Regions from separate parts of the Homo sapiens genome. Here region 1 is linked to region 2. A link is an interaction called in ENCODE POLR2A ChIA-PET data of the cell type or tissue named here. Cell type or tissue: Caco-2. All regions are shown on one strand. Each heading gives the region's core, and the rest is flanking DNA. Links, peaks and the distances in the headings are about the cores only.

Region 1 (8,869 bases), core at 298-8,297, 91 kb after region 2:
TTTATTTTTTGAGATGGGGTGTCACTCTGTCACCCAGGCTGGAGTGCAGTGGCACGATCATAGCTCACTGCAGTCTCGAACTCCTGTGGTCAAGTGATCCTCCCATCTCAGCCTCCAAGTAGCTGGGACTACAGGTACCTGCCACCATGCCTGGCTAACTTTTTAAATATTTTGCAGAGATGGGGTCTCGCCATGTTGCCTGGGCTGGTATCAGGCCTGGTTTATGTAAATGAGGCACAGAGTGGTTAAGTAACTTGCCCAAGGACGCCCAGGTCGGAAATGTCTTCAGGTGCACCGATGCACTTAATGATGTTTTAATTCACAAGGGAAATAAGGACAATGAAAAAACACCTCATGCTTATTAAACATCTGCTACATGTCAGGTGTGTTTCATCCACTTTTTCATTTTATGTTAGGAAAACTTGGGTCGGGGGGGCCATCATTGTCCCTTCCCCCCACCCCTGCCGCCTTTTTTTTTTTTTTTTTTTTTTTAAGAAACAGGGCCTTGCTCTGACACTCAGGCTATGCAGGCCTGGGCAATATAGCAAGATCCCATCTCTATTCAAAAAAAAAAAAAAAAAAAAATTACAAAGTGCCTGATTAGGCCAGACACCGTGCCTGCATTTTCCATTCAATCCTCAAAAGGCCCAGAAGGAATAGGCCACACAGCTACACAAGGAGCTATAACAGAATTCTCTCTCAGACTCGTCTTATTCTCTGTGTTAAGTTAGAGAACCCATTCATTCTGCCCCTGCCCCATCATTGCCTCCCCAGGCCCCTGCTTAGCCCACATGCCCCAAAACCCGGAGCCCAAGCCAAGCCCGGAGCAGAAGGCCAGACCCCTACGCCCACCCGCACCTCTCTTTTTTGAGACAGAGTCTCACTTTGTCACCCAGGCTGGAGTGCAGTGGCATGATCTTGGCTCATTGCAACCTCTGCCTCCCGGGTTCAAGAGATTCTCCTGCCTCAGCGTCCCAAGTAGCTGGGATTACAGGCACCCACCACCACACCTGGCTAATTTTTGTATTGTTAATAGAGACGGGGTTTTGCCATGTTGACCAGGCTGGTCTCGAACTCCTGGCCTCAAGCGATCTGCCTGCCTTGGCCTCCCAAAGTGCTGGGATTACAGGCATGAGCCACTGCGCCCAGCCCCACCCGCACCTCTTAATGATGAAGTGGATACTATGGCGCTCCTCCAGGATCCGCTTCAGCTTGGGGACTCCATAAGTGCAGGGGCGCTTGAAGGGGATCTTGTCCGGGATGCCCACGATCTCCACAGCCTCCGGGTCACAGGCAATCTTCCGGTAGGGCACGGGGACCATGTGGTCCAGGCCCAGGGCTTCCGCTGGAAAGACAACCAAACAGCAAGGCTGAGTGTTAGACAGGCTGCTGGACACACAGGACCCGGGAGCTGCGGTCCCCATCACCTCCCACCGTCCCCACTCCACTCTGGCCATGTAGCGGCCAGAGGGATCCTGCAGAAATGTCAAAATCATATCACTTTTCTGTTAGGAAATTGGCTGGGCTGGGTGCGGTGACTCATGCCTGTAATTCCAGCACTCCGGGAGGCTGAGGTGGACAGATGGCTTGAGCCCAGGAGTTCAAGACCAGCCTGGACAACACAGCAAGACCCCATCTCTGCAGAAAGTAAAATACAAAAAGCTAGGTGTGGTGGTGCACGCCTGTGGTCCCAGCTACTCGGGAGGCTGAGGTGGGAGAATCACTTGAGCCTAGGAGTTCGAAGCTGCAGTGAGCCAAGATCATGCCACTGCACTCCAGCCTGGGCAACAGAGTGAGACCCTGTCTCAAAAAATAAAAATAAAAAATGTCCAGTGGCTCCCATCTCATTTGGTGACAGCCAAAGTCCTACGTATGTGACTTCATCACCTCTGGCCTCATCTGCCCCCTTCATGCCTCTGTGTGCTCCCCCTACCCCTGCCGCCCCCTTGGTGCTTCCCCTACAGGCCAGGAGCATACACTCGGTTCAATGCCTTTGTACCTGCTCTTCTGTCTGCTCAGATCCCTTTCTCCTAGAAATCCATAAACATCCATCCATCAGTCCGTCTATCCATCCATCCATCCATCCGTCTATCCATCCATCCATCCATCCATCCATCCATCCATCCATCCATCCACCCATCCACCCGGTTGTCCGTCCATCCATCCATCCATCCATCCATCCATCCATCCATCCATCCATCCATCCATCTGCCCATTCATCCATCCATCCTTTCATCCATCCATCCATCCATCCATCCATCCATCCATCCATCCACCCACCCACCCACCCGGCTGTATATCCATCTGCCCATCCATCCATTCATCCATCCATCCATCCATCCATCCATCCATCCATCCATCCATCCATCCACCCATCTTTCCTTCCCTCCCTCCCTCCCTCCCTCCTTTCAGGTGTTTGCTCAAATAGCACTTTGGCAGCCTAACACAGCCTCCTCCATCCCTCATTCCCTCCCCTGCTGTGTCTGTCATCCACTGGTCATCACCTGACACTACATCCACACTCATCTCTATGTGTACTGTCTAGAAAGGAAGCTGCATAAGAACAGGGGTTTTGGCCAGGTGCAGTGGCTCATGCCTGTCATCCCAGCACTTTGGAAGGCTACAGTTGTTGGGAAATGCTTGAGCCCAGGAGTTCAAGACCAGCCTGGGCAACACAGTAAGAAGCCATCTCTATAAAAATACAAAAAATTAGCCGGGCTTGGGCCTGTAGTCCCAGCTACTTGGCAGGCTGATGCTGGAGGATCGCTTGAGTCCAGGAGTTCGAAGATGCAGTGAGCTGTGATTGCACCACTACACTCCAGCCTGGGTGACAGAGCGAGACTGTCTGAAAAAGAGTAGGGGTTTTGTTTTCTGCCTTGCCACTGCGACCTCAATGGGGCTGGGCACACACTAAGTGCTTTCTGCATAGTGAATATACAAATGGCTAAAGGAAGTGCCCAAGCTTGAGATTAGCTCCTGGCAGGCGAGTAGTTGCACAGGTGAGCACAGGTGTGTGCCTTCTTCCAGGGAGGAGCTTGGCACGCCCTTCATTCACCAGCGCCATAAACAAAACACACCCCAGAAGCTGACGGCTCTGCCAACAGCCAAGCAGACAGAATCCAGGCTCATGCCCAGGCTACTTGCTCTGTTTTCCCAGACTTGTGCCATTTCAGTCATTCACTTCGACCCCAGCTACACGTTTTCATTAATTCATTCATCAAATACTTTTTTTTTTTCCCTGATGGAGTCTTGCTCTGTTGCCCAGGCTGGAGTGCAGCGGCACAATCTTGGCTCACTGCAAACTCCCTGACTGGGTTCAAGCAATTCTCCTGCCTCAGCCTCCCGAGTAGCTGGGATTACAGGCGTGTGCCACCACGCCCAGCTAATTTTTGTATTTTTAGTAGAGTCAGGGTTTCACCATGTTGGCCAGGCTGGTTTTGAACTCCTGACCTCAGGTGATCCGCCTGCCTTGGCCTCCCAAAGTGCTGGGATTAAAGGAGTGAACCACAGTCCCCGGCCCCACACCAAATACTTTTTAAGCACCTACTATGTTCCTAATACAAGCTGGTACTTTCTTTCTTTCTTTTTCAGAGACAGGGTCTTGCTAACAGCCCAGGCTGAAGTGCAGTGGCATAATCATTGCTCACTGCAGCCTCGACTTCTGGCTAAAGTCATCCTCCTACCTCAGCCTTTTGAGTAGCTAGGACTACAGGCATGTGTTACCATGCCCAGCTATTTACTTTTTTATTTTTTGAAGAGACGGGGTCTTGCTATGTTGCCCAGACTGATCTTGAACTCCTGGGCTCAAGTGATCCTCTTGCCTCAGCTTCCCAAAGTGCTAAGATTACAGGCATGAGCCACCGCTCCTGGCCTTAAGCAAGTACTTTCATGGGTCACCCTTCCCCTGACCTGAGTATCCACTTCACTCTTGCCTCCCCGTATGACCATGGACGGGGCCTCGATACACTGTCCTCCCTCCAGGCTCCCATATCTCCTGGCTGTTCCTCAGGCCCCTCCCTGTCCTAGCCCTGCTTCTCTGGCCACACTATGCTTTGTCTGTGTTCCTGTAAGTGCCAGCCCAGAGCTGGACCTCCCTCCAGCCCTGCTTGGGCCCTCCCTTGGGTGCCTCTGACACTGTTTTCCTGTTGATGCAGCGGCCCAGGTCTGCGTTGGCGGCTTTGGCATCCAGATCCCACTGAGATGTCACACTTAGCTCGTTGTCAAATGAAACCTTCGAAATCTCAACAGCTGGCAAAGCATCTCTCCCCACTTCCCCCCCACCTCCCACATCAGCAGCCACCCCCAGCCCCAGCCCTTGAGCAATTGGTCCTTTGAGTGCCTGTGAATTTGTCTCCGTCTGGTTCATCTGGTTTATTGGGGCTTGTCTTTTCAGCACTGGGGAGATTCAGTGGACAGAGGGCCAACCCCCGAACCCTGCTGTTGCCCCTTGGGAAGGGGCTGCCTTCATGCAGTGCCACCATGCACCCTCCTCGGCCCCTCACCTGGTCCCAGCATCATCCCAGAGGACATGTCCTCGAGACTTCCTGAAGCCTAATGTTTCCCCCAATTCTAATTTTTCTGTTTCTTCCTCCTTTGTACCACCCACACTGTCACTGGCCCAATTCACCCAGATTTGGTGGCTGGTAGAGCTGGGAGCAGGGTTTGCTCACCCACGACCAGTGGAATGCCTTGGGCTGCCAGACCCCGTCCCCACCACCCGTGGGGTCCCCAGTACTGGGCAGCTGCCTTCTCCCCCACGCAGCTCCCCAGAGGGAGCTCCGGCTTTATGGGGAACAAGATCTTGACCACTCCACACCCAACACTCTTTGGATGTGACTCAGGAACTGACATTTGGAAAAGGCTTGGCATTTTGGAAAGTCCAGAGCGTGGGACAGGCCAGAACACTGGCCTGGGCAGAACCCTCCCAAGGCAGGCAGAGCCGGCTCCTCCCTGGTTCCCCTCCCCCAACCTCCGCCTGGCTCACACCTGCCTGGGGCGGGGAGAGACTCAGGGGCAGGTGCAGACAGCCCTTTGCAGCTCTGAGGAGTGAGGAGGCGTGGCTGGGCCAGGGTGGCCACATCAAAGGTAGCTGGCTATCCCAGGCTCCTCACTAAGGCCTCCAGAGTCTTGTTCAGCCCCATGTCAATGTGGAAGGTCCAGCCCACACGCAGAGGCTGCCCCAGACGTGGTCACAAGACACCTCGTCCATGAAGCCACCCCTGACTTCCCAGCCTATTGAGACTGTTTCTTCCTTGGAATTATCCTCCCTTCTTTTTTTTTTCTTTTTAAATTCTTTCCTTAATGATTTTCTTTTCTTTTTTTGAGAGAAAGTCTCACTCTGTCACCCAGGCTGGAGTGCAGTGGCGTGATCTCGGCCCACTGCAACCTCTGCCTCCCGGGTTCAAGTGATTCTTCTGCCTCAGCCTCCCAAAGTAGCTAAGATTACAGGTGCATGCCACCATGCCACGCCCAGTTAATTTTTGTATTTTTGTAGAGACGGGGTTTCACCATGTTGGCCAGGCTGGTCTCGAACTCTCGAGCTCAAGTGATTCACCTGCCTCGGCCTCCCAAAGTGCTGGGATGACAGGCATGAGCCACAGCGCCTACCACTTGTGTTTTCTTTCCAGAGTGCGGTGGGCTGACATCTGCTATGAGCCTGACTCTGTCCTGGGTGCTAGGGACAAAGAGAGGGGTTGGGTGCAGTCCTGGCCCTCAGGGAGACAGCGGCAGGCAGGGGGCGTCAAGTTCCCAATGTGTCACAGAGAGGGAACCATCAGGGTACCCAGGCCTACCTGGCCCAGGCTGGGGACCCAAAGGCTTCCTAGAGGAGGTGACTCCCAAGACGAGTCTCAAAGAACAATTAGGAATTTGTCCCTAAAATGTGAAAAGACTGTGCCAGACAGAGGGCACAGCACAGGTAAAGCTGGGAGGTGGGAAATGGTGTGTTACTGTGGGGGACTTGCACATGAGGCCAACAGAGATTTTTCTGGGCCTTATGGATAGTTCCCCTGATGGGCAATCTGTTTTGTTTGTTTTTTTGTAGAGATAGGGTCTCGCTCTGTCACCCAGGCTGGAGTGCAGGGGTACAATCGTAGCTCACTGTAGCCTCAACCTTCTGGACTCAAGCAATCCTCCCACCTCAGCCTGCAAGTAGCTAAGACCACAGGTGTGTGGTTAATTTTTTAATTTTTAATTTGTATTTATTTATATTTTTTGAGACAGAGTCTCACTGTGTCACCAGGCTGAAGTGCAATGCCACGATCTCGACTCACTGCAACCTGCACCTCCTAGGTTCCAGTGATTCTGGTGCCTCAGGATCTGAGTAACTGGGATTACAGGCGTGTATTACCACACCCAGTTAATTTTTGTATTTTTAGTAGAGACAGGGTTCTGGCATGTTGGCCAGGCTGGCCTTGAACTCCTGACCTCAGGTGATCCGCCTGCCTCTGCCTCCCAAAGTGCTGGGATTACAGGCATGAGCCACTGCACCCAGCCTAGTTAAAAAATTTGTTTTTGTAGAGATGGGAGGTCTCACTGTGTTGGTCAGGCTGGTCTTGAACTCCCGGCCTCAGGTGATCCTCCCACCGTGGCCTCCCAAAGTGCTGGGATGACAGGCATGAGCCACTGCGCCCGGCCCCCAGATGGGTAATCTCTGCCCCCAACCTGTCCCGCTCCCCGCCACTGAGCCCAGGTCTGGGGCTTTGCCATCAGTTCCGCCCCCTGAAGAATCTGGAAGGGAAATATTGACACAACCACCCCCTACCCAGACAGGAGGAGCCCGCGACGGATGACATTAGCGGTGCCGGCGCGCGGGAGCCAGCATATGGCTCCCGCTGCCGTGTTGGGGAACACGAGTGATTGCCACGTAATGAGATGCTCAACACGGCTGCTGGGGCCACACGGCGGGCCGCGCCGCCCACTCACCATATCTGCTGTTAAACAGGATCTGCACACACTCCCGGAGCGTGTTGATGTCCTCGGTTTCCTTTATGAAGGCGTCCCACTTCTCTATCAAAACACAGGAGGCACAAGTGAGCAGGGCCCCACGGGACGGTCACACGCCCTCCACCGGCCATGACCACCGGGCTTTCACCCCCAGAGCCCCCGAGGCCGGCCCCAGCCCCCAGTCCTTCCACCCTCTCCCACCTCGGACCATACACGAATTCAGGGTGCTCTGATGGTCCCCCGTCTGCCCGTTCCTGCCCTAACATTTGTCTCTGGCCTCTCCCACGGGTGTGGTGTCAGAACAGGCTCAGCCTGTCCATCCCGAGCCCATCCTGCCCCAGACATACAGGAGGCTGGAAGAGCAGTCCCTTCAGCAGAAAAAGAGGTCGAGTCTTATGTTTTTTTTTTTCCTTTAGATGGTGACTCACTCTGTCACCCAGGCTGGAGTGCAGTGGCGTGGTCTCAGCTCACTGCAACCTCTGCCTCCCAGGTTCAAGCGATTCTCCTGCCTCAGCCTCCCAAGTAGCTGGGATTACAGGGCACCTGCCACCACACCTGGCTTATTTTTGTATTTTTAGTAGAGATGGGGTTTCACCATGTTGGCCAGGCTGGTGTCGAACTCCTGACCTCAGGTGATCCACCCGCCTTGGCCTCCCAAAGTGCTGGGATTACAGGTGTGAGCCACCAAGTCCGGCCTGAGGTCGAGTATTTTATTTTTTAATTTAAATTTTTTTAAAAAAATAGAGACAGGGTCTCACTCTGTTGCCCAGGCTGGACTGCAGTGGTGCAATCATAGCTCACTGTAGCCTTGAACTCCTGGGCTCACGTGATCCCTCTGCCTCGGCCCCCCAGGCAGCTGGGATGACAGGTATGAGCCAACACTCCTGGCTGTGTTTTTTCCTTTTTTCTTTTTTACAGACAGGGTCTCACTCTGTTGCCCAGGCTGGAGTGCTGTGGTGTGATCATAGCTCACAGCAGCCTCCAACTCTTGGACTCAAACGATCCTCCCATTTCAGCCTCCTGAGTGGCTGCGACTACAGGTGCCTACCACCATGTCTGGCTAAGGGCTGAGTCTTGATCTTGAGAATCTAACCCTTGTACCTCCTACATCTGAGGTCTCACTCAGCACTGGCCTTGTTGGCTTCCCCCAAACTCTCAGCTCTGCTGGTCTCTCTCTCAAAACCTCTGTCTTGATTGAATAATAACAAGTGATCATTGGTTCATTTATAATCAGTAAAAGTAACAACTTTAACTTGTTAAGTGCTTATCTGTGCTAAGTACTTTATATATATAATAATATCCTATTTAATTCCTTATGACAAGTTTTAAACAGAGATATTAGTCCCATTTTGCAGATAGGAAAACTGAGGCTCAAAGAAACTGAGTATCTTGCTTGTGATAACCCAGTGAGATTCTATCCCAGCTTGTGTCCCTGGCCCATGGGCCTGTCATGATACTGTTCCATCTGGACATTCACATCTCCTCCCTGCCAGGGCTGGACCTTGTTTGGGGCAGTGACAGGTTGGGTTGTTGTTGGGGGGGAGGGTCCTCCATTCTGATCCCAGGGGACTGGGTTTTCTTTCTTTCTTAAAATTTTGTAGAGATGGGGTCTCACTAAGTTGCCCAGGCTGGTCTAGAACTTCTGGCCTCAAGCCATCCTCCCACCTTAGCCTCCCAAAGCACTGGGATTACAGGTGTGAGTCACCGCACCTGGCCTAGGACTGGGTTTTCTTACAGAACCTTTTCCTGGAGGTGAGGCTGAGGCCCTCAAAGCAAAACTGCTGGCAAGTCCTACTGCATTCCTTCTTGGTATAACTGAATCCCAAACTTTCCTACACTCAGGCCTTCTGTGTGATACTTTAAAAATCTGTCCACTTTTTTTTTTTTTTAAATATATCACTGCCTTTAAAAGGTGGAGTTTAAT
Region 2 (8,869 bases), core at 196-8,195:
CCCCCACTTCTTTTTTCTTTTTTCTTTTTTTGAGACAAGGTCTTGCTCTGTCACCCAGGCTGGAGTGCAGTGGTGTGATCTTGGCTCACTGCAACCTCCACCTCCCAGGCTGAAGAGATTCTCTTGCCTTGGTCTCTGAATAGCTGGGACTAGAGGCACGTGCCACCACGCCCAGCTAATTTTTGTATTTCTTTTTTTTTTTTTTTAATTTTTGTATTTTTTGTAGAGATGGGGTTTCACCATGTTGCCCAGGCTGGTCTCGAAATTCCTGAACTTGGGTGATCCGCCCGCCTCGGCTTCCCAAAGTGCTGGGGTTACAAGTGTGAGCCAATATGCCTGGCCGATAATTTTCATATAAGGTCATTTGCACAGTGTTTGGCACAGAATAAGCCATGAGGAATATTCGTTGTCATCATCATCATTGTCATCAACATCCACTTAACCATCTTCTACTGTGGAACATTTAGATATTGCCTCTATTTGATTATTATAAATAGCCCAGTGATGAACATCTGTGCTGATCAATGTGTCCTTTTAAAACCAAACAGGGGCCGGGCACGGTGGCTCACACCTGTAATCCCAGCACTTTGGGAGGCCCAGGCAGGTGGATCACCTGAGGTCAGGAGTTCCAGACCAGGCTGGCCAACACGGCAAAACCCCATCTCTACTAAAAATACAAAAATTAGTCAGGCGTGATGGTGCATGCCTGTAATCCCAGCTACTCGGGAGGCTGAGGCAGGAGAATCACTTGAACGTGGGAGATGGAAGTTACAGTGAGCTGAAACTGCACCACTGTGCTCCAGCCTGGGCGACAGAGCGAGGCTCTATTTAAAAAAACAAAAAACGCTGGGTGCGGTGGCTCATGCCTGTAATCCCAACACTTTGGGAGGCCGAGGTGGGCGGATCACCTGAGGTCGAGAGTTCAAGAACAGCCTGACCAACATGGAGAAACCCCACCTCTACTAAAAATACAAAATTAGCTGGGCTTGGTGGCACATGCCTGTAATCCCAGCTAGTCAGGAGGCTGAGGCAGGAGAATCGCTTGAACCCGGGAGGCAGAGGTTGTGGTGAGCTGAGATTGCACCATTGCACACTCCAGCCTGGGCAACGAGAGCGAAACTTCGTCTCAAAAAAAAAAATTATGCTTTGAAAGACACCATCAAGAAAGTGAGAAGAAAATCTCAGAACAGGGAACCATTTTTACAAATCATATATCTGATCCAGGACTGTATCTAGATATGTAAAGAACTATAACTCAATAATAAAAAGACAAGGATTGCCGGGCGCAGTGGCTCTCGCCTACCATCCCAGCATTTTGGGAGGCTGAGGCGCGCAGATCACGAGGTCAGGAGTTTGAGACTAGCCTGACCAACATGGTGAAACCCCGTCTCTACTAAAAATACAAAAATTAGCCAGGCGCAGTGGCAGGAGCCTGTAATCCAGCTACTCGAGAGGGACAGGGAAGGATCCTAATGCTAAAAGAAAAAAAAAAAAAGAAAGAATGAGGGGACTGCATGGAGAGCTTTTTTTTTTTTTTTTTTTGAGACGGAGTCACGCTCTGTTGCCCAGGCTGGAATGCAGTGGCATAATCTCGGCTCACTGCAACCTCTGCCTCCCAGATTCAAATGATTCTTGTGCCTCAGCCTACCAAGTAGCTGGGACTACAGGCAGCTGTCACCATGCCTGGCTAATTTTTTTTTTTTTTGAGACTGAGTCTTGCTCTATTGCCCAGGCTATAGCACAGTAGTGTGACCTTGGCTCACTGTAACCTCCGCCTTCTGGGTTCAAGCAATTCTCATGCCTCAGCCTCCCGAGTAGCTGGGATTACAGGCGCCCTCCACCACGTCTGGCTAATTTTTGTATTTTTAGTAGAGATGGGGTTTCACCATGTTGGCCAGGCTAGTCTCGAACTCCTGACCTCAGGTGATCCGCTGGCCTTGGCCTGCCAAAGTGCTGGGATTACAGGCATGAGCCACTGCGCCCGGCCCATGCCTGGCTAATTTTTTTGGGGGGATGGAGTTTCTCTCTTATCGCCCAGGCTGGAGTGCAATGGCGCGATCTCGGCTCACTACAACCTCTGGCTCCCGGGTTCAAGCGACTCTCCAGCCTCAGCCTTCCAAGTAGCTGGGATTATAGGCGCCCACCATCACGCCTGGCCAATTTTTTTTTTTTTTTTTTTTTTCAGTAGAGACGAGGTTTTACCACGTCGACCAGGCTGGTCTCAAACTCCTGACTTCAGGTGATCTACCCACCTCGGCCTCCCAAAGTGCTGGATTACATGCATGACCCACCTCGCCCAGCTGCCTGGCTAATTTTTATATTTTTAGTAGAGACGGGGTTTGCCCATGTTGGCCAGGCTGGTCTCAAACTCCTGACCTCAGGTGATCCATCCGCCTCAACGACCCAAAGTGCTGGGATTATAGTCGTAAGCCACCGCGCCCAGCCTCCATGGAGAGCTTTTTTTTGTCGACGATGTTAGGGCCACTGCAGCCAGTATCACCTGTAGGCAGCCCCTGCAGATCCCTGAGTGGCTGCTGGCACAGGGGAGAGAACAGGTGCGGGGCTCAGCAGGGACTAACTCTCTGTCTAAAGGAGAAGGCAGAAATTCTGCCCCCTTGGATCTTGGAGATCTGTTTATGGGTCTGTATCTGCCTGCTAGCCAGCTGCTCGGGGGCCCAGGAGTCTCACTCCTCTCCCAGGGCCTGACCTTTGCAGACAGAGGGGGTGCTGGGAACTAGTGCGATGAATGACAGCACCCAGGACACCGGGGCCTGTGAATCTTCAGCGAGGAGGTGCCCTGGAGCTCAGGGAATCCCAACCACTGCCCGGGGATGACCTACAGGGAGGTGGGAAGTTGGTGGCTGAACCAGTATTAGCACCTAAGTGTCTCACACAGCCTGGCCCTCTCTCCTGGGGCATCTGTGTCTGGGCCTGCAGGAGGAAGCCCCTCAATTGCTCAGGCACACGGAGTGATTTCTTTCTTTAGGGGGCAATTTGTTCTTTTGTTCCCTCTCCTTCTCCCTCTCTTTCCTTTCTGAGAAATCTGATTAGAACTTTGAAAGCTGAGCCGTTTTAGGATCAGGTTGCCACATTTAGCAAATAAAAATAGGGGATGCTGTGTTGAATTTGAATTTCAGATAAACAACAAATAATTCTTGAGTGCAATCATGTTCCTTGCAATATATGGACATAACTTACACTAAAACAATTATTTGTTGTTCATCTGAAATTCACATTTGACTAGGCTTCTTGTATTTTATTTGGCAACCCTACTTTCGGAGCCACGATTCTGTTAACAATTGCTTTTTTTTTTTTTTTTTCAGAGCTGGAGTCTCACTCTGTCTCCCAGGCTGGAGTGCAGTGGCATGATCTTGGCTCACTGCTACCTCCGCCTCCCAGGTTCAAGTTATTCTCCCGCCTCAGCCTCCCAAGTAGTTGGGACCACAGGTGTGTGCCACCATGCCCAGCTAATTTTTGTATTTTGAGATGAAATTTCACCATGTTGGCATTTAATCAATTCTTTTTTTTTTTTTTTTTTTTTTTTTTTATGAGATGGAGTCTTGCCCTGTTGCCCAGGCTGGAGTGCAATGGCATGATCTCGGCTCACTGCAACCTCTGCCTCCTGGGTTCAAGCGATTCTCCTGCCTCAGCCTCCCGAGTAGCTGGGATTGCAGGCACCCACCACCAGGCCCAGCTAATTTTTGTATTTTTAGTAGAGACAAGGTTTCACCATGTTGGTCAGGCTGGTCTAGAACTCCTGACCTCGTGATCTGCCCGTCTCGGCCTCCCAAAGTGCCGGGATTACAGGCGTGAGCCACCGCACCCAGCGCGATTTTACCATGTTGGACAGGCTGGTCTCAAACTCCTGACCTCAAATGATCTGCCACCCACCTTAACCTCCCAAAGTGCTGGGATTACAGGTGTGAGCCACTGCGCCCGACCCGTGTTAGCAATTTCACTTGGTCCCTGTGCAGAAGCTGCAAAGAGAAGACTTTTACTGGGTCAGAAAGGAGGAGGGGGCACAGGAGTCAGTCCAGGTTTCAGGAATTTGGCCCCAAAAGGCAGGAGAACCTCTTGAGGACAGGAGTTTGAAACCAGCCTGGGAAGCATAGTGAGACCCCATTTCTACAAAAATAAAAATTAGCCGGGCATGGTAGCGTGTGCCTGTGGTCCCAGCTACTCAGGAGGCTGAGGCAGGAGAATCATGGATCACTTGAACCTGGGAGGTCGAGGCTGCAGTGAGCTGTGATTACGCCACTGCGCCTCCACCTGGGTGTTAGAGCAAGGCCCTGTCTCTAAAAACAGAAAAAAAAAAAAAAAAAAAAGCAGAGAGAGAAAAGAAAGAAACCCTTCTCTCTGCTGGCTCCCCCAGAACCTAGCTGGGTCCTGCAAAACTAACCCCACTGCCATTTCCCTCTGCCATCTCTCCTTTGAACAATCCCCACGGATCTCTGCTTGGTCCCAGCCTGTCTGAGTTTCCAAGAACAGAAGGAACGATGGCACCTGCTGCAAGATGTTGAGAGATAAATGAGGAAGCCGCTCAGACAGCCAGAAAGACAGGAAACCCTTGGCTGCCTCGAGAGAGGAAATAGGAGCAGGGAGGCAGGGGTGTGGGAGGGGGTTTGGGCCAGCAGCACTGTGATCCCCACCCCCGTCCCCACCACGTGGCTTCACAGGGCAGGCGCCATGAAGGCTCTGAGCAGCAAAGAGCTGCTGACCAAGAAGACATGGATCATGTGCAAGCATGGCCACATGGTTTTGTTTGTTACTGGGCACACGCCTGGCTCCTGTGTGCCCCAGCCCAGCTCAGCTGCATGTAAGATGGGATCCAGCCACCATCTCAGAGCCCCAGAGCAGGGCAGGTAACTGGGTCTGCTCATGAGAGCCAGGGCACACCTCTGGGGAGCCTGGGGCCAGCGCCACATGCCACAGCTGTCACTCTGCTCCTCTGCCAGGCTGCACTTGCCCCTCTGGGTCTCATGTCCCCAGGCAGGGCCCTGCCGGTCTCCTGGATGCCTGCTGCATTAGGCTAATGGAACTGGAGCCTGACCCTTTGCACCAAGGAATTTGGAGCAACTCTGAATCTGGTGGCCTGGGCTCAAACTGGAAAACTCCACCGAACCTTCCATGTCCTCAGTCTCCCTAGGCCTGCACCTACCACACTCTGCCACCACGCCCGGCTAATTTTGTATTTTTAGTAGAGACTGAGTTTCGCCGTTGGGAGGCTCAGGCAGGAGAATCGCTTGAACTTGGGAGGCAAAGGTTGCAGTGAGCGGAGATCACACCACTGCACTCCAGCCCGGGTGACAGAGCGAGATTCTACCTCAAAATAAATAATTAATTAATTAATTAAAAAATAGAAACCTCATAATCTCTCCATTGTCTCTAATCTTATCCCTTGATATTGACTATCAATGTTAATGGCAAGATATGTATCCTTCAGCATCTTTATGCTCATGTAAGTGATCACACATACACACGTAATTTTTCTACCTTTTCTCTTTATTTTTATGAAACAGAGTCTTGCTCTGTGGTTCAGGCTGGAGTACAGTGGCACGATCATAGCTCACAGCACCCTCTACCTGCTGTGCTCAAGTGATCCTCCAGCCTCAGCCTCCGGAGTAGCTGGGACCACAGGCATGCACCACCATGGCTGGCTAATTTTCTAGCTTAATGAAAATGGAGCATATGGTGATCAGTCAGGATTGCATTCAGCTCCTGCAAACCGTGGCTTAAATAAGAAATGAGTTTCACTTTTCTTGGGTGACAGCAGCTCAGGGTTAGATGGTGCAGTCTGCAGCAGCTGCTGAAACACACACTCTCTCTCCTTATGCGCCCTATTTCCAGAGTGTCACTTTGGTCCCCACGGTCATAGATGGCTTCTGCCTTCTAGGCGCTGAGTGCACGGTCGGGGCGAGAGAAGACAAAGGGAAAGAGACATGTATCAGCCAACTCTGATTCAAAGCACAATATGTGCTATGGGAAAACAACAGTTGGCCAGGCATGGTGGCTCACGCCTGTAATCCCAGTGCTTTGGGAGGCTAAGGCAGGAGGATCGCTTGAGGTCAGGAGTTCAAGGCTGCAGTGAGCTATGATCATGCCACCAAACTCCAGCTTGAGTGACAGAATGAGACCTTGTCTAAAAACAAACAAACCAAAAAACGCTCATTGATTTTTGCCTGATTAGAAGTGTAATATGTGCTAATTTTAGAAAAATGTAAAAAAAAAAAAAGGAAAAAGAAAAGTATACAAAGAGAAAAGCATGAGGAAAAAATAAAAACACTCATAATCCCACTACTGAAAGATAATTACTACTTATATTTCTACACTGCCTTCCACTCTTTCTTCTACACTTGCTTTTTTTTTGAGATGAAGTCTTGCTCTCTTGCCCAGGCTGGAGTACAATGGCTCAATCTCAGCTCACTGTAAACTCTACCTCCCAGGGTCAAGCAATTCTCATGCCTCAACCTCTCCATTAGCTGGGATTACAAGCATGTGCCACCAGGCCTGGCTAATTTTTGTATTTTTAAAAAAATTAATTATTTATTTTTTTGAGACAGAGTCTCAAATTTTTTCTTTTTCTTTTCTTTTTTTTTTTTTTTTAATAGAGACGGGTTTCGCCATGTTGGCCAGGCTGGTTTTGAACTTCTGACCTCAAGTGATCCACCTGCCTCAGCCTCCCAAAATGTTGGGATTATAGATGTAAACCACTGCGCCCGGCCCCAAACAGAAACTCTTTACCCATTAAACGCTAACTCTCCATATCCCCTTCTCCTGATCTCTAGTTGCCTTTATTCTATTTTCTGTCTGTGTGAATTTACCTTTTCTAGATATATCACATAAGTGGGATTATACAATTGTTCCTTTTTTTTTTTGAGACGGAGTTTTACTCTTGTCACCCAGGCTGGAGTGTAGTGGCTTGATCTTGGCTCACTGCAACCTCTGCCTCCCGGGTTCAAGTGATTTTCCTGTCTCACCTTCCCAAGTAGCTGGGATTACAGTTGCCTGCCACCATGCCCGGCTAATTTTTTTTTTTTTTTTTTTGTATTTTTAGTAGAGACGGTATTTCACTGTGTTGGCCAGGCTGGTCTCGAACTCCTGACCTCAGGTGATCCACCCGCCTCGGCTTCCCAAAGTGTTGGGATTACAGGCGTGAGCCACTGTGCCCGGCCATTGAATTGTTCTTGATGGCTTATTTCCCTTAGCAATGGGCTTATGGCCTCCTGGGAAGACAACATGGTCACTTTTACTTCCTGGCCCTGACAGCCAACCCAAGTATCTTAGTCCATATGGGTTGTTACAACAAAAATACCATACACTGGGGGGTGACTTATAAACAACAAGCGTTTTCTTCTTACAGTTCTTTTTTTTTTTTTTTGAGACAGAGTCTCGCCTTGTCGCCCAGGCTGGAGTTCAGTGGCTCAGTCTTGGCTCACTGCAATCTCTGCCTCCCAGGTGCAAGCGATTCTCCTGCCTCAGCCTCTCGAGTAGCTGGCACTACAGGTGTGTGCCACCACACCCAGCTAATTTTGTTGTATTTTAGTAGAGACAGGGTTTCACCCTGTTGGCCAGGCTGGTCTTGAACTCCTGACCTCAAGTGATCTGCCCGCCTTGGCCTCCCTAAGTGCTGGGATTACAGACGTGAGCCATTGCGCCTGGCAGGTTTCTGACAGTTCTGGAAGCTGGGAAGTCCAAGGTCAAAGTGCTGGCAGATTTGGTGTCTGGTAAGGGAACCGTTTCTCATAGATGGTCCCTTCTCACATGTCCTCATATGGTGGAATGGGCAAACAAGCTTAAACAGGTCCCTTTTATAAGGGCACTAATCCCATTCATGAAGGCTTCACCCTCATCACCTTATCTCCTCCCAAAGGCCCCACCAGTTTAAGAAAATTTTTATGTTAGAGATGGGGTCGGCCGGATGAGGTGGCTCATGCCTGTAATCCCAGCACTTTGGGAGGTTGAGGCAGGTGGATCATGAGGTCAGGAGTTTGAGACTAGCCTGGCCAACATGGTGAAACCCCGTCTCTACTAAAAACACAAAAATTAGCCAGGCGAGGTGGCAGGCACTTGTAATCCCAGCAACTTGAGAGGCTGAAGCAGGAGAATCGCTTGAACCCGGGAGGGGGAGGTTGCAGTGAGCCAAGATGGCACCACTGTCCTCTAGCCTGGGTGACAGAGCAAGACTCCATATCCAAAAATAAATAAATAAAATAAAATAAAATAAAAATACAAAAATTAGCCAGGCATGGTGGTGCATGCCTGTAGTTCCAGCTACTTGGGAGGCTGAGGCAGGAGAATTGCTTGAACCCAGGAGGCGGGTGCCAAGATCGCACCACTGCACTCCAGCCTGGGTGACAGAGTGAGACTCTGTTCTCAGCATGAAGCCTGAAGGCTATGAAGAAGAAAAGAGCATTCTGGGCCAGGGGTGGTGGCTCACACCTGGAATCCTAGCACTTTGGGAGGCCAAGGCAGGAGGATCCCTTGAGGCCAGGAGTTAGAGACCAGACTGGGGAACATAGTGAGACTCCTGTCTACAAAACATTAAAAAAAATTAGCTGTGGCCAGGCGTGGTGGCTCATGCCTGTAATTCCAGCACTTTGGGAAGCTGAGGCAGGCAGATCACTTGAGGTCAGGAGTTTGAGACCAGCCTGGCCAACATGGTGAAATCCTGTCTCTACTAAAAATGCAAGAATTAGGTGGGCCTGGTGATAGGTGTCTGTAATCCCAGCTACTTGGGAGGCTGAGGCAGGAGAATCGCTTGAACCTGGGAGGTGGAGGTCACAGTAAACCAAGATTATGCCACTGCACTCCAGCCTGGGTGACAGAGTGAGAGTGAGACTCTGTCTTAAAAAAAAAAAAAAAAAAAAAG

The links. Peaks named below come from ENCODE experiments on the same cell type or tissue, not always from the same donor. Only the 100,000 strongest peaks of a DNase experiment are listed, where the experiment ranks them.
Region 1: POLR2A ChIA-PET joins it to region 2 with 12 read pairs; 4 of 35 experiments call an interaction of 5 or more read pairs at or near these places.

Annotation. Positions count from the first base shown.
Region 1 is chr7:74,522,210-74,531,078 of GRCh38, reverse strand. GTF2IRD1 (GTF2I repeat domain containing 1) reads right to left here. Exons shown (of 27, transcript NM_005685.4): 8 at 6,925-7,008; 9 at 1,162-1,345. Among named protein-coding and RNA genes, the nearest start is that of WBSCR23, 5.9 kb to the left of the region's middle. In Caco-2, for the core only: no CTCF peak of the experiment used is centred there; a DNase peak (open chromatin) is centred at 5,048.
Region 2 is chr7:74,613,353-74,622,221 of GRCh38, reverse strand. No RefSeq gene overlaps it. Among named protein-coding and RNA genes, the nearest start is that of MIR10525, 22 kb to the right of the region's middle. RefSeq lists enhancers at 4,249-4,813, 4,814-5,379. In Caco-2, for the core only: no CTCF peak of the experiment used is centred there; no DNase peak of the experiment used is centred there.